Linked DNA regions of Homo sapiens: region 2 is linked to region 1. A link is a loop called in an ENCODE intact Hi-C map of the cell type or tissue named here. Cell type or tissue: MCF 10A. All regions are shown on one strand. Each heading gives the region's core, and the rest is flanking DNA. Links, peaks and the distances in the headings are about the cores only.

Evidence for each region. Peaks named below come from ENCODE experiments on the same cell type or tissue, not always from the same donor. Only the 100,000 strongest peaks of a DNase experiment are listed, where the experiment ranks them.
Region 2: it touches region 1 in a loop (6-fold over the local background); 3 of 110 quality-filtered maps call a loop at or near these places.

The regions. Positions count from the first base shown.
Region 1 is chr4:72,563,681-72,571,999 of GRCh38, forward strand. ADAMTS3 (ADAM metallopeptidase with thrombospondin type 1 motif 3) reads right to left here and starts at 5,541. Exons shown (of 22, transcript NM_014243.3): 1 at 5,014-5,541; 2 at 3,694-3,721. The coding sequence starts at 5,082. In MCF 10A, for the core only: a CTCF peak has its summit at 4,238; DNase peaks (open chromatin) are centred at 4,301 and 4,531.
Region 2 is chr4:72,500,402-72,508,720 of GRCh38, forward strand. The region is part of intron 3 of ADAMTS3 (ADAM metallopeptidase with thrombospondin type 1 motif 3); the gene reads right to left. Among named protein-coding and RNA genes, the nearest start is that of ADAMTS3, 65 kb to the right of the region's middle. RefSeq lists an enhancer at 4,951-5,245. In MCF 10A, for the core only: a CTCF peak has its summit at 5,012 (motif pointing right); a DNase peak (open chromatin) is centred at 5,050.

The DNA of each region.
Region 1 (8,319 bases), core at 1,804-5,803:
ATAGCCATTGTCACCATCTTCATTTTCTTAGGGACCAATTCAGCCTGGAGAAAGGCACAAAACAAGAGCATTCAAGGAAATTCAGAACATAGATAAACCTTAATATAATAATATCCTGCTTGCTAGATCTATTCATTGAATAACCAATATTTGAGGACCCACAAGCTACCAAGCACTGTTTTATGTACTAGAGATACAATTGGCATCAAAACAAAGTCTTTGCTCTCATGAGGGTTAATCTAGTGACAATGTTTACTGGTCAATAACTAGGTAAGTGACTCACACTAAACCTTACAAACTGAAACCTGAAAATGGTGAAAAATTATCTCTTAGTAAACTAGATATCTGAGAGAGTAAGATTAGCAACTTTATTTTTTTAAGATTGGGATGTAATGGAATTTGCAACTGAGGAACAGAAATAGGACAGATGCCCCAATTCCAAGAGGAATCAGGAGATGGAAGATATGCCCCAATTCCAAGTGGGGTCGGGAAAGGGAAGACAGCTTAACACTAAAGGATCACAATGCTTTTTCCTCAAATGATACTCAAGCAATCTCAGTGGTGGCTTATGAAACAAAAGGACTCAGAGAATTCTTTTTCAGATTTTCCAGTGTCTACAGAACTATGATTATTTCCTAAGCCACATGTGTCATTGAGCAAGCCTCCTTACCCAATTGGACCAGCCACACCAGTTTCCCACAATTAACTCAGGCATCCTACCAAGGCAATACTCTGAGTCAGAAATGACAGTGCTCCCTGATACGCCCTAGAAGTATGTCAATGATCTCATGAAACATACTTACACATATATACAGAAACATACTCAAACACACAGATATATATGTATGTATGGGTATAGGTAGGTGGTTAGAGAGGCAGTTCCTATCTGGTTGACAAAGAGGCACACAACTAGGTCAGGGTTCAAAACCTATTTACCCATTTTTTCTAGGGTGAATCCTACTTTCCCACATACCAAGAAGGTATTATTCCACTGGCTGAAGAGAGAAGGAAGGAGGCAATATCCTGCATGAGACACTATATTGGTGACATAGCTATACATATTCTAACCTGTCCCCATCACAAACTGCCTTCTCTTTACCTAAATAAAAGCCTTCCTAGTCTAGAGGGTTGAAGCATATAAGATATATTTTTGAAAATTGACCTTCTAAGTTAAATACTAAGAAGTACATATCCTGTGACTCTAGTTACAAAGAGCATGAAAAACTGACACAATCAATTTATCCTGTTAGAAGTCAGGAGAGCAGTCACCTTTCATAACGGGAGAATGCTTGGCAGTTGGCATGAGGGACGTACAGGGATTCCAGTAATGTTCAACTTATTGATCCAGCTGCTGACTGCTGACTGCACAGGAGCATTCACTTTGTGAAAAATCAGCAAAGTACACTTATATGCACCCTCCTACATCTATACTACACTTCAGTAGAAAGTATTTTTAAAATTTAGTTTCTTAACAACTTGTGGTTTATTACTCATTTATATTTAACCCTTCCTGAAACATTAAATTATTTAGAAATTATTCAGGGCCATGAAATTTATTTTCTAGCCAATTTGTTGAAAAATAAATAAATAAAATCTACAAACATTATTTGTCTTTCCTAATGTATTTCTGATCAAATAACACGTCCCCAGGTAGTTATATAAAACTACTTCTAAATCAGTTAATAGAAAAAAAATAAATAACGTGTTCAGGAGTGCATTTCACCAAATCTCCAGGTTAGCAGTGTAGCAGTGCCTTTACACATGGGAACAGGGGAGCAAAACTAATCACTGTACATAAGATTTTCTTACATATGATACATAAACCAAAGTGAAATGATAGTTATACTTTTGCTATCACAAGACCTGTGGGCCAAAATCTATTTTATTCAATCTGTTCTTCTCTTCATTCAACTGGAAAACGATAAATAAGAATGGTAATAATAAAAGAGAGAAATCCCATAAAACAGATGAATATGGGAACAAGTAAATCTTCAGCACTACACCCTAAGAGGGCTCCGCCTCCTCTCTTTCATACTGACTTATCTCTCCTCTGCCAAATTTAAGGACACCTGTACTATTTTCTTCCCTTTAAAAGGGCTACCATAGTAATTTACATTAGCAAAACAACTGAACCAAACTTCGGTTCAATCCAGGGCCTCTTATATGAGAGCATCCTAATTCTATCTTAAAATTCTAATCAAAGCTATATATTTTATGAAATTTTTTGGTGGAATGGGTGATCTTAAGACATCTTTTTAATTTGCATATTGAAAAGTTGGGACGTGTAAGTAATCAAATATTTAAGTAATTAAAAATAAGACAACTTTCTTCTCCCTACTTAAGAGTTGGTTAAAAAAAATTCTTTAAAAAGATAAGGATTGATGGCTGAATGTTATCAACTACGAATGACAAGTATCTGATCATAAACACTGTACTTTTAGGGCAGTTCTCAGTGCCTTTCCTCCCCACTGTTCTCCTCTTGCCGTCGAGGTCTAAGCTTGGGAAATACATCCAACAATGCTAAGCACTGAGTAGGAAGGAGCATTTTGATATATGCTCATATATTACAGGCTACATATACACACCTCTGGGCTTAGCTCTTGGGTTTCTTAGTTAACAAGTGTGAATCTCCACTGTGTACTATAACAGGTAGCTATGCAACCTCTCAAGCTTCATTTTCCTCATCTCTAACATAGGCACAATAGTATCCCCACCTCACAGTGTGGCTGTGGGAATCAGTTGACATAACACATGAAACAATCAACACTGTGCCTGGCATTTAATAAACGGCCAATGACTTGTAACTATGTTTGCAGCAGCAGTTATAAAAACTTTTCTTCTAAAAGACAGCTTTACAATATCACCTGACAAATACAGAATTGACAGAGACTAATACTCTGCCAAAAAGAAAAATTATCTTTTAAAGTAATCCAAGTAAAATGTGTATGAAAAGACTTTGAATGTAGCCTGGCTTCTTGCCAGATGACTTTCAGCCTCCGCATTCACAACAAATACATTATTCTAAACAGCTTCAAGAAAGACCATGGACTTCTGAGTGACCTGTTGCAAGTCACTTACACTCTCTGAATCTCAGTCTCCTCACCCATAAAATGGGAGTAAGAATCTCCACACCATCAGAAGAGTACTGGGATTTTAGATATTAGCAAAAGGCCTAACAGTATCTTTCACATTAGGAGATAATTATTTTAAAGCAGATTGAATAACAGAAGTCATCAGAGGATTTACCCAAAGCAGGAAAGATTGTAAGAGAAAAATTTCCATGCTCTGTACTTCATTGTTCTCTTCTATGTAGCATTCTTGCCTTCTGTTGTACTCAAATGTGCTCCTCCTAAATGCTACAGAAGTTGATGATTTTATTTCATTCATCTCCATATCATCTTACAGCCCCTCCATCATCTTCCAAGTACATATCAGTGGCTTGTACAAAGACAGTAATAAACTGATGCTTGAAATGTCCAACTGCAGGAGAATTTTTACCTCACTATAATTTAGCCCCAGGAAAGTGGGACCTTCCTCCAGAAAGAGGAAGAGAAGAACAGAAATGTTTCCGGACTACAGATTATTTTTTTTAACCACCAGTGGGAAACATTTCAGAAACAATATTTTGCTTAGCTCACTTCATTCCCTTACTTTCAACTTAAGATAAGAGTGACATCTGAGAACAAAGCTTACCTATTTGCACCATTTCTTCATTACCAGCCTGGAAAGGAGGGGGAAAGCAAGAAAAAGAAAGTTACTGGGTTTCATCTTATCACCTTGTGAGTTTTATTTCTACCATTAATGGTTTCCAAGAGCTAACTAATCAGGAGATGCTAGAGACTGGGATTGGTGCCTAAAGCCTGCACCTTGGTTTGTAGAAGGTTCCATGAGCCAATTCCATAACAATTTGGGGAAGGGAGTTGTTTGCCCCTTTTCATTTTAATTTAACACTTATGAAGCCAGCAAAAATACATACAGACTCTCAATGCTCTCTTCTGAAATGTCGTACTGGGTCTGGATTAGAAAAGAAAGTATGAATTTAACAGGCCAAAATACACCTAACAGGGGGCCTGATTAATCAGATTTAAGGTCAGGAATCAACTAGACAATTCTCTACTTTTTACCCTATGGTCGTTCAGACCAGGCCGACCGGAGAAGCTACAAAAACTAACAGAGAAATTCTGTACCCAAAGTCCCATCGGCCCAGTGCTGATATGATTTACTACAAACAGCTCCCCTGGCGGAGCCTTCTCAAGGACTCTTCTGAGAGCATCGGGCTTCACCTTGAGCCTCCAAAGGGTTGGGGGCAGGGCCGAAAAGAAACAGAGCTGCACTCAACTTAGCTTTAAAAAGAGGAGGAGTTGTGCAGAGGGGGAGGGGAGAAGGCGGCCGGCGCCTGCAGCCTCTGCCCAGGAAAACGGAGGGCAGGAAACGTCTCCAGCCCCCCTCCCCAACTGTCAAATCCTAGCCCGGCCGTGGTACTCCCAGGACACGTGTCTACTGGATCTCTCCCTGTCCGGCCCAAGGACTTCCTGAAACCCCCGCCTCCGGCTGCCCGAAAAAACCGTGAGTCAGTTCGGAGGAGAGAAAGCTCCAGGAACCCGACTCTGGCGGCAGCAGCCAGAGCGCTGGGATCCCGGACCCAGCGTCCAGAACTTCATTCAAGCGCCCAGACCGCCCTCCAGAAAGGGGAAGCCCAGATGGCCCGGCGAGGATGGGAACTGGCTGCGGTTTGTCACTAGGAATTGTTACGAATGTCGCAGACTGGTGAAGCCCTAGGTGTGACAAGACTGGGCTCCCGGAGTGGGAGTCGTAACCTCCCGTGCAACTCAACCCTCTACCCCCAAAAGCCCGCACGCTGCGCCCAGCCCTCAAAACACCGTTTCTGAACGCAAAAGATAACAGGGAAGGGTGGGAGGAGAAGGAGGAAAGAGAGGAGGGTAGAGAGGGGAGGAACTTTTCGGGAAAAGGTTGGGTTTGAGTTTTTTTTTATTGTTATTATTTTCCACTTACTTGTCCATCAGCTGAAGTCCTAACCTCTACCAGAGCGGCTGCTATCAACCAAAGTGACAGGAGAACCATCACGAGTCGAGTTCACTTTCCAACTACTGGGCAAAGCAAATGCCCAGAGCAAACCCACCCCCCCCGCCCAAAATAAGTTTCTTTAAGAAAAAAAGGAAAAGGGAAAAAATGCGAAATAGAAAAAAATGATCTTCTGTGCTTTGCTTCAATGAAAATGAAATTTGAGCTCTGAGACTGGCCCCCTCTGCTCTGCAGTTTTTTCCACTTCACCTTCTCACCCCGTCCTCCCAACACAGAGTGTGCAGGAGCGAGAAGGTGCTGTAAGCGGGCACAGGCTAAGCCTGGGAGAGGGGGAAGGGACGAGGGGCTTTCCAACTATCTCTGCCCAAAGCAGCTTTTTCGAGGCTTTTCGAGCACCATTGGTCCCTAAGGTTAGCGCGGAGAATGCTTGGGTTCCCCGGAGCACAGCAGGGGGAAGTATTAGCGAGAGAGACGAGCGAGCGGGAGCGGGAGAAAGAGGCAGGGAGAGGGCGACTCCGCCGCACACGCAGAGGTGGGGGCGGGAGGAGCGAAGGGGAGGAGGAGAAGGCAGGCGGAGGAGGTGGGAGGAGTGGGCCGCTCGCCGGCTCCTGTTGCTCGCAGCGCGGCAGTCTGCTGGCTGCTGGCGACCCGCGGGGCGCTAATAAGGCGTCCGGAGCTCCCCGGACTGCCCCTCCCGCCGTGGCGCCCACGTCATGCGGGGCCCGAACCCGCGCCCCCCGCACCGTGTCAGGATTGGAGACCGCTCGGGGGCTGGTGTGGCCCGGGCTCGACCTCCCACCCTGGAGCCTCTCCTTCTCCGCCTAGGGCGAGAGGAGGGGAGGGTCCAGGGGCGCCACCGGTCCCGACTGGCGGGACGCGCGTTGAGTTAATTATAGGAAGGGGGAGGGTCCGAGGGCTGGTCCTGGGCTGTAGGAAATTCACCTCCTCCAACCTCCACTGTTCTCCCAGCCAGAGAATTCTCCCCGAAGAGAAGCCCTGGAACCTCCAGATCTTAACCACGCGGTGATCTCCCTTCCAGGCACCAGTCACCTCCCACGTTTTGGCAGGGGGTGTCCTTCTTTGTAAGCTCTTGTTTAGGCTTTATTCGTTTATATTAGTTTTAAAAGATACCACGTCCTTTCCTTGACTCACCCGGATGCTTCCGTTTATCACTAGAGTACACAGGCCTCAGCGACTCTTCCTCACACCCAGATTAAGTTATCAAATGATTTCTGCCCGCTGTGGCCTGGCGCTTCCTGAGGGGAAATGACACCAACCTGAGAGTTTGCTGGAATCCTAGCCCAGGCCCACCTCCCAGGCGTAGACACCTGTGGGTGCTTTCCAGAAAGCAGACAGGAGGAAAAGGAAATAGCTCCAACCTCCACTGACCGGTCCACGAGCCAGGAGTGAGTAGACACAAATTTAGATACGAACTTCAAGACTTCAACTGGACAGTCTTGAAGAGGCCTGCCCACAATAAAACGAGCTAGTGTTTATCTTGTTATGAGATGCAAGATAAGTCATAGTTCTTGTTCTTTTTTAAAAGCAATGTGAGTTTGGAGGGTTTCCTATAACTTCGATTCATTGTTTATTCCTGGAGAGGTAACGTGATGGTTGTGCCTTTAACTTAAGCATGGAAAGATTTGGTGTTCACTGATGTTTTATCTGCTAAGTCTTCTCAAAATCATATATCGAGGACATTTACATATACAAATGAGAAACTAGGTAACTAAATGGCCCCACCTAGTAAAACAGGATATTAGGTCAATTAGTTATTAATTGGAATTAGAATTAGACCCCAGCACTGAAGTATCTCTAAATTACTTTTTTCCTTCAATTAAAGCCTGTAGCATTTTTGTAACTTGTCATTAACTAGCTATCCAGGAGTGATTTGCTACATTTTACACCGAGTTTGTCTATTCATTAAAAAGAAGTAACCCTAAGCATTCCATAAATGAAAAATCTGTCAATTTACACTGACAAGTAAAAGAACACTAGAGATACACATTAGGAGATCTAGGTTCTAGACCCAGCTAACAGCTGTCTTACCTTGACAAGTCAGAATAAACCTCTATTTTGGTTTCTCCTCTATGAGATATTTGAGATCTAAAATCATCTGATTTTAGGTAATAACAAATAATGTATTTAACCATGTTATTACAGTAGGCCCTTTTGTGTTAATTTTACAACATTCAGACATTAGTTATCACCTAACTCCCGGCATAGCAAGCAATTCATGTGACTTTCAGGAAAGCAGCGGCTTCAGACATTTTTGGCCATCACCACAGAGAGAAATGCATATTGCATAGCGACCCAGTAAAAATTTCATGATTCAGTACTTACCTGTACTGCATGCAACAACCCTGATATTTTTCTTGCCATTCTTTCCCTGCAACCCCAATTGCAGATGAGCACTCAATTGATTTCACAACCCAGCAAGTCATGACTCTCACTTTGACAAAGATCAGTTTAAGAGCATGCAATAGGGTTTTTTTTTAATTCTAAATGAGTTCTAATTAATAGGGTTCTCCTAATATATTCTAAGGCAGAGTTTCCCAAAGTATTCCCTGGAATATTAAATGTTTTACCAGGAAAAGGAAAATTCTCAGACAGCCAACTGAGCTCATGAAATACTTAGATAAATGAAACAAAATGGCTCTCCTTATTTCAGACTTCAGGGTACCTATTTAAACAAACACATTTGTAGTCCCAGCTACTCCAGAGGCTGAGGCAGAAGAATCGCTTGACCCCAGGAGGCGGAGGTTGCAGTGAGACGAGATTGTGTCACTGTACTCCAGCCTGGGCGATAAAGCGAGACTCCGTCTGAAAAAAAAAAAAAAAAAAAAATTGTGAGTCTTCAAGGGGGAGATGTAGTGCAATTTGGTCTCCTTACTTACATGACCATAGAATCCTTTTTTCTCATGCTTTATCCTCTGTGGAACACACATGGGTAAATGACATTACAAAGCCCAACTATTAAAGCAAAATGAACTTCAAGTTAGATAGGTTGGATTCTCATGAGGATTCAGCTTCAGTTTTCTCAACTCTAATATCGGTTTCATAGTACTACTTTTGCAAACTCTTCATGAAAATTAACATGATCTTACATGTAAACTCTAGCACATTGTCTAGAATATGTAAAGGCTTCAGTGTAATTTTTTGAATAAAACTGATGGCATATGTACAGATGGCTCATTGGTAATAAAATATGGCAAGGTCTAAAGAAAATAGGAAAATGTAAATAGCTAAAACGTGATTGACTTTTAATTTTGCCAG
Region 2 (8,319 bases), core at 2,939-6,938, 62 kb before region 1:
GCATGTACATCTCTTTTGGAGAAGTGTCTGTTCATGTTCTTTGCCCATTTTTAAGTGGAGTTACTTGCTTTTTGCTTGTTCAGTTAAGTTCCCTATAGATTCTGGATATGAAATCTTTGTCAGATGCATAGTTTGCAAATACTTTTCCCATTCTGTAGGTTGTCTGTTTAATCTGTTGATAGTTTATTTTGCTGTACAGAAAAGCTCTTTAGTTTAATTATGTTCTCCTTGTCAGTTTTTGTTTTTGTTGCAATTGCTTTTGAAGACACAGTCACAAATTATTTTCCAAAGCTGGTATCGATTATGGTATTTCCCAGGTTTTCTTCAAGAATTCTTGTATTTTGAGGTCTTACATTTAAATCTTTAATCCATCTTGAGTTAATTTTTATATAAAGTGAAAGGTAGGAGTAGTTCCGTTCTTCTGCAAATGGCTAGCCAGCTATTCCAGCACCATTTATTAAATAGGGGGTCCTTTCCCTATTGCTTACTTTTGTTAAGTTTTTTAAAGATCAGATGGCTGTAGGCATGTGGCTTTATTTCTGAGTTCTCTATTTTGTTCCATTGGTCTATTTGTCTGTTTTTGTGCATGTACCATGCTGTTTTAGTTACTGTAGCCTTATTGTATAGTTTGAGGTCAGGTAATGTGAGGCCTCTGGCTTTGTTCTTTTTGCTTAGCATTGCTTTGACTATTTGAGCCTTTTTTTGTTTCTATATGAATTTTAAAATAGTTTTTTCAAATTCTGTGAAAAATGACATTGGTAGCTTGAGAGGACTCGCAATGTGTCTGTAAATTGCTTTGGACAGTATGGCCATTTTAACAATATTAATTCTTCCAATCCATGAGCATGAAATTTTTTTCAGTTTATTTGTGTCATCTATAATTTCTTTCAGCAGTATTTGATTGTTGTCCTTGTAGAGCTCTTTCACCTCTTTGGTTACATGTATTCCTAGGTATTTTATGTATATTTATTTAAGCTATTTTAAATGGGATTGTGTTCTTGATTTGGCTCGCAGCTTAAACATTATTGATATATAGAAATGCTACTAATTTTTATACATTGATTTTGTATCCTGAAACTTCATTGAAATCATTTGTCAGTACCAGCAGCTTTTTGACAGAGTCTTTAGGGTTTTTTTAGCTCTAGAATCATATCATGAGCAAAGAGAGATAATTTGACTCCTTCTCCTATTTGGATATCTTATTTCTTTCTCTTGCCTGATTTATCTGATAAGGACTCCCAGTACTATGTTGAATAGGAGTGGTGAGAGTTAGCTTCCTGTTCCTGTTCTCAAGGGGAATGCTTCCAGTTCTTGACTGCTTAGTATCGTTGTCTCCTATGGGTTGGTCATAGACAGTTATTAAAATTTTGAAGTATATTTCTTTAATGCTTAATTTCCTGAGGGTTTTTTTATCATACTGGGATGTTATCAATTTTATCAACAGCTCTTTCCACATCTATTGAGATGATCGTATGATTTTCTTTCTAATTCTGTTTATATGGTGAATCACCTTTTTTGATTTGTGTTTGTTGAACAAACCTCGCATCCCAGCAATGAAGCCTACTTGATCATGGTGCATTCACTTTTTGATGTGCTGCTGGATTTAGTTTGCTAGTATTTCCTTTTCAAGATTTTTGCATCTATGTTTAACAGAGATATTGGCCTATAGTTTTGTTTCTTTGTTATGTCTTTGCCAGGTTTTGGTATCAGGGTAATGCTGGCTTTATAGAATGAGTTAGGGAGGAGTTCCTCCTCCTCAATTTTTTGGAGTAGTTACAGTATGATTAGTGCCAGGTCTTTTTTGTACATCTTGTAGAATTTGGCTGTGAATCCATCTGGTCTGGGGCTTCTTTTTGGTGGTAAGTTTTTTATTGCTGATTGAATATTGGAACTTGATACCATTCTGTTCAAGGTTTCAATTTCTTCCTGATTCAATCTTGGAAGGTTGCGTGTTTCCAGGAATTTATTCATTTCCTCTAGATTTTCTAGTTTGTGTGTACATAGGTGTTCATAATAGTCTCTGAGAATCATTTGTATTCCTGTGGAATCAGTTGTAGTCACCTTTGCCATTTTTTATTGTGCTTATTTGGACTTTCTTGTTTTCACAGTTAATCTAAAGAGCAATCTATCAATCTTGTTTATTCTTTCAAACGCCTACTTCTGGTTGCTTTGATTCTTTGTGTGGATATTTGGGTCTCAATTTCATTCAGTTCTTTTCTGACTTAAGTGATTCCTGCTAGCTTTGGGATTTGTTTGTTCTTATTTTTCTAGTTCCCCTAAGTTCAATGTTAGATCATTAATTTGAGATCTTGCTAACTTCTTTTTATTATTATTACACTCTAAGTTCTGGGGTACATGTGCAGAACATGCAGTTTTGTTACATAGGTATACACTTGCCATTGAGGTTTGCTGCACCCATCAACCCATCACCTACATTAGGTACTCCTCCTAACGTTATCCCTCCCCTAGCCCGCCACCCACTGACAGGCTCTGGTGTGTGATGTTCCCCTCGGTAAGTGTTTGGCACTATAAACTTTCCTCTTAACACTACTTATGCTGTATCCTAGATATTTTTGGTATGTTGTGTCTCTATTTTCATTTATTTGAAAGGTTTTTTTTGTTTCTTTTGTTTTTGTTTTCTTGATGGAGTCTCACTCTGTTGCCCAGGCTAGAGTACAGTGTTGCAATCTCAGCTCACTGCAACCTTTCCCTCCCAGGTTCAAGCGATTCTCTGCCTCAGCCTCCCAAGTAGCTGGGATTACAGGTGCCCACCACCACGCTTGGCTAATTTTTTGTATTTTACTAGAGATGGGGTTTCACCATCTTGGCCAGGCTGGTCTTGAACTCCTGACCTTGTGATCCACCCACCTCAGCCTCCCAAAGTGCTGGGATTATAGCCGTGAGACACCACTCCCAGCCTTGACAGTATTTGTTTATTTCTGCCTTAATTTTATTGTTTACACAAAATTCATTCAAAAGCAAGTTGTTTAATTTCCATGTAACTTTGTGGTTTTGAGAGATTTTCTTGGTAATGATTTCTATTTTTATTCCACTGTGGTCTGAGATTATAGTTGGTATGACTTCAGTGTTTTTATTTTATTGAGACTGCTTTATGGCCAAGCATGTGGTCTATCTTGGAGTATTTTCCATGTGCAATTGAGAATATACATTCTATGGTTGATGGGTAAAGTATTCAGTAGATGTCTATCAGCTCCAATTGGTCAAGTGTTGAATTTAAGTCCAGAATTTCTTTGTTAGCTTTCTGCCTCAATGAGCTTTCTAAGGCTGTCAGTCAGTTGTTGAAATCCCTCAGTATTATTGTGTGACTGTCTACATTTCCTAACAGGTCTAGAAGTACTTTATGAATACAGGTCCTCCAATGTTGGATGTGTATATATTTAAGACTGTTAAGTCTTCTTGTTGAATTTAACCCTTTATCATTATGTAATATCCTTCTTTGTCCTTTTTTACTGTTGTTGGTTTAATGTCTGTTTCATCTAATATAAGAATACTTATCCCTGCTCTTTGTTGTGTTCTTTGTGCATAATAGATTTTTCTCCAACCCTTTATTTTGATATTATGGATGTCATTATGTGTGAGATAGGTCTCTTGAAGACAGCAGATGGATGGGTCTTGCTTTTTTATCCAAGTTGCCACTCTGCCATTTAAGTGGGATGTTTAGAACATTTACATTTTAATATTGATATGTGAGGTTTTGATGCTATCATGAAGTTGTTGACTGGTTGCTTTGTAGTTTCTACTGTTTGGTTGCTTTATTGGGTCTGTGGGCTATGTACATAAGTGTCTTTTTGTGGTAGCAGGTATTGTTTTATCATTTTCAAGATTTATTGTAAAGTTGGTCTAGTGGTAAATTCCCTTGGTACTTGCTTGTCTGAAAAAATATTTTATTTCTCTTTCATTTATAAAGCTTAGTTTGGTGAAATATGAAATTCTTGATTGGACTTCCTTGTCTTTAAGAAGGCCGAAAATAGGCCCTGATCTCTTCTGGCTCGTAAGGTTTCTGCTGAGACCACTGTTAGCCCAATAGAGTTCCTTTTGTACATGATCTGACCTTTTACTCTGGTTACATTTAATTTTTTTTCTTTAGCACTGGATTTGGACAGTCTGGTGACCATATGCCTTAGGGATGTTAGTTTTGTATAGTATTTCATAGGTGTTCTCTGGATTTCTTATACTTGGATATCTACCTCTCTAGGAAGGTTAGAAAAATTTTCTTAAATTTTTCATTCAAATATCTTTTACAGGTTGTTTTCTTTCTCTACCTCCTCTCAGAAACACCAATAATTTGTATGTTTGTATGCTTTACAAGATCCCATATTTCTCAAATGTTTTGTTCATTTATTTTAATTCTTTTTCTTTATTGTTAACTCACTGGATTAGTTCAAAAACCCAGTTTTCAATCTCTGAAAGTCCTTCTTCTTGGTAAAGCTACTTATAAAGTTTTCAATCATATTTTGAAATTTCTTAGGTGAGGTTTTCAATTCCAGAAGCTCTAATTGATTTCTTTTTAAGATGTTTATCTCTCCCTTCATTTCCCATATTGCTTTAGAAGATTTCTTTGTGTTGATTTTCAACCTTGACTTGGATCTTGTTGAGCTTCCTTGCAATCCACGTTTTACATTCTTTATCTGTCATTTGTGAGTTTCCATTTTGATTATGGACCATTGCTGGAGAGTTAGTGAGACCCTTTGGTGGTGTCACTACATTCGGATTTTTCATGGTGTCAGAATTCTTGTGCTAGTTCCTTATCATTTGGAGATGCTGGCAATTCTAATTTTTATAGTTATTTTCATGTGGGTAGGATTTTTTCTTTTTCTCTATAATACTGTTGTTTTGTTTCTTCTTTCCCTGTCTCTTTACCCTCTTCCCTAGAGTGTGTGACTGAAGAAAATGATGGGTAAGGTCTTTTGTCTTTGACCCTATAGCACTATGCACTTCTGTTGGTAGATTTTTTTACTGGGGTATGCAATTTGACCTATAAGTCAGTAGATGGCGCTTATGGGTAAGAGCCGGCTATGGCCAATAAGGCAGGGTATATGCTTGATCCTTGTTTACTGGTAAAAGCTGTCTGTTGCCCCAGGGAATGGGCTGACTCCTGGAAAGCACAGCAGTCCAAGCTCCCTCCTCAGCCCTGGAAGGAGACGGTAGAGGGGAAGGGCAAGATGGACAAATACACCTACAGGTCCCCTGATGGCAGGCACATGCACAAGTGCTAAGAGACAGTCCAGTGGGCAGCCACCAAGTACCCAGAGGTATAGGTAGGCATGAAACTGGGAAACCTCCTTAGCCCTGAGTTCCCTGCCTGGAGATGGCAGGGGGCAGCCTAGACTTCTAATCCTGGAAAGTGGACACTCCAGATGGCTGTAGGTCTGCCTGGGCATGGAGCAGAGAGGACCATCCTGCACCAGGATCTCTCTGCATAGGAAGTGTGAAGCAGCTCAGGCTGCTGTTCCAGGTGAGCAGGTGCTCCAAATGCTTGGAAATCTGCCTGGGTGTGGAGTGGAGATGGTGTCCCTGCACCAACATCTCTGAACAAAAAGAGTGGGGCAATTATGCCTGCAGAACCAGGCAAATGAGGGCTTCCAATGCATGGAGATCTGCCTGAGCATGAGGCAGAGAGGGCACCCCCATACCCAGATCTCTGCACAGAAAGATGCGGTGACTCAGGCTGTTAGTCTATGCTAGCAGTTGCTCCTAATTCTTGGAGATCTGCTTATGTATAGAGCAAAGAGGGCTCCACTGCACTACGATCTATGCACAGGAAAAGTGGGGTGGCTTAGGCTGCTGATCAAGGTGAAGGGATGCTCAAAAAGCCTGGAGATCTGCCTGGCTCTGGAACAGAGAAGACCCTGCTGCACAAAAATCTCAGGGGAACAGGCTGGGGCACCCAGCAATGGCACATGCAGACCAGATCCAGGTTGTCAAGCTGGCCCTGGCTGCAGGTCTCATCATTCAGAAGAACTGTGATTGGGGGAGGGCACAATTCCAGTGCCAACTGTTGAGGCACTTTCCAAAGTTCTGGCTGTGGTGACCCCTACCCTGCTCCAAAGCAAGCAGTTCAATTGCTGGCCCAAGACTAAAATGCCTACATGTCCATCATGCCAGCTCACCACAGAATGGCTGATTTTATATGAACTCAGGTTAAAAATTGTGTGCTGTTCTCAGTCCCACATCTAGGGAAATGCTTGCAGCTCTTTCTGGTATCTTTCCCTCACAGCATCTCTAAGCCTCTCCCTAAGTTACCTCCAGGACCTGGGAGAAACAGAGCGTTCTTCCTTGACCTGGGTTGCTCACATACCCAGTGGAAAAGTGTGTCACAGAGGGAGGTTCTCTGCTTCTCTCACATACTGGGGCTTCACTCACTTTTATCAGCCAGTCTCTGTCATGTGGCTGTTTGCCCACATTTTCCCCCACCAGGATCTGGGATGTCCTTCATGATTCCAGTGGATTCCCATTTTTCTTCCTGAATTAAAGTTCACAGAGTTGGTCTTTATGCACTATCTTGCTATTTCCAAGTGCCTGAAGCACACTAAAAGCCTCTAATCCACCTTCTTCTAAATTTTTTCTTTGAGGGGAGAAAAGAAGACTGTAGTGTACCACTCCATATATCAACAAGAATAGTGAATGAAGGAAAAAGTGGCAGAGATTATCTAAATGCAGTATATAAAATATGTATGTGTGAATGTGTATATCTGCATATATAAGTGTGTATAAATATAGTTTGAGACCACTCAGGCCTATTTTTTATTTTTACTTTTTAAAAAAGAACTACAAAGCACCATCACTGTCTGTGGCAGGTCCATTATATATGCCTGCCCAGCTTCCCTTCCTCTTCTTGTGACAACCACACCTTATGCCTCTTTCGGAGGGCAACCCCTGCTGAGTCTCAGCAGCTCTGATGAGCTGTTAGTTACTGTGCCTTGGTAACTCAATCCAAGATTGTACAATCAGAATCTGACTCCTGAGAATTTAAATCTAGATAAGGGCCATACGAAATAGCTGGAACCTAACCATTCCAATTTCCCAGGAACTATGTTTTGATTGTGAGTCCTCTCACTATCCCAGTTCTTGCTCTTGAAGCTTGGTTGCTTAAGTTTGCCTTCAATTTCTGTTAATTACCTAATATGTTTCTAGTATATTTCATTATTTCATGATGTTATCCAGATAGCATTTCTCTTGCCAGCAACCAAAAAACTCCAACTGATAAGAGAGACACATTTTGAGAACACACCTTGTTTCGGTACACTATTTGTAGGGCACTGTTTCTCAATGAGCATTTAAAGCACTATAAAAATCCCACCACTGCATCCATGAAACCCTTTCAGATTGTCATAAAATCAAGAGCCACTCTTGTGTTTATCCTGTTAGCCTAACAAAACCCTCCACAGGCTATCTGTCTATTTTCTAACTAAAGGTTTGAAATCTCCTGTTATGAATATCCAGTACACAGTCAAATGTCCTTTTTTGACTTGCATATTTAACGCCTTATTGCCTGTTTACTGCTTTACATTTATGCTGATTTATTAAGTCACATATGCCTCTATTAACATCAAGTATGTCATTTTTACCTTAGAATATATGCAAGTAAAATGCATAATAACATGGACTGTGCAAAATTATCATTCACCATAACAATAATATGCATAGTTACATGCACAATTCAAAACCACATCTCTGAAGGGCAATAAACAAACACATGCACATTGTAAAATATTCATAAGTCATTAAAGTAAAACATAGAAGTCCCCCTAAACACACATTTCCACTGACCCTGCAAATCTCCTCTCTATAAATTACAGCTAACAGTTGGGGTGTTACATTTGTCTCAGTACCTCAGCAATGACTCACTCATAGCAATAGTTCTTTAGAGGCCTATAAGCAGACTGAATGGAAGAGTTAAAATGGGTTAGTGGTTAAAATCTCCCACCAATAACCTAAAAAATTGAGAGTTATTTTTATCTTACTTTTCTAAGATATTTTTCAAGGTAATTGGAGAAAACAATGAGTATGGTCATATTTTACATTAGGAAGATGAGTCAAAAAAGGATTTAAATGAGTTTCTGATTTAAATACGTTTCATTTCCTTAATAAGTTTTTCCAAGAAAAAGAAGAGTTAGAGAAAAGAATTTGAATTTTCGAAGGAATGTTTTTACAAATATCATCTGGCTGATTCAATCATAAACAAGAGTAATTTCATAATACCAATATTGAATCAGTCATAGCTATTCATTATTACATTCTATAAGAATTTCTTAGGAGGAATACTATTTTGGCATAATTTGAGTTAACAAAAAATAC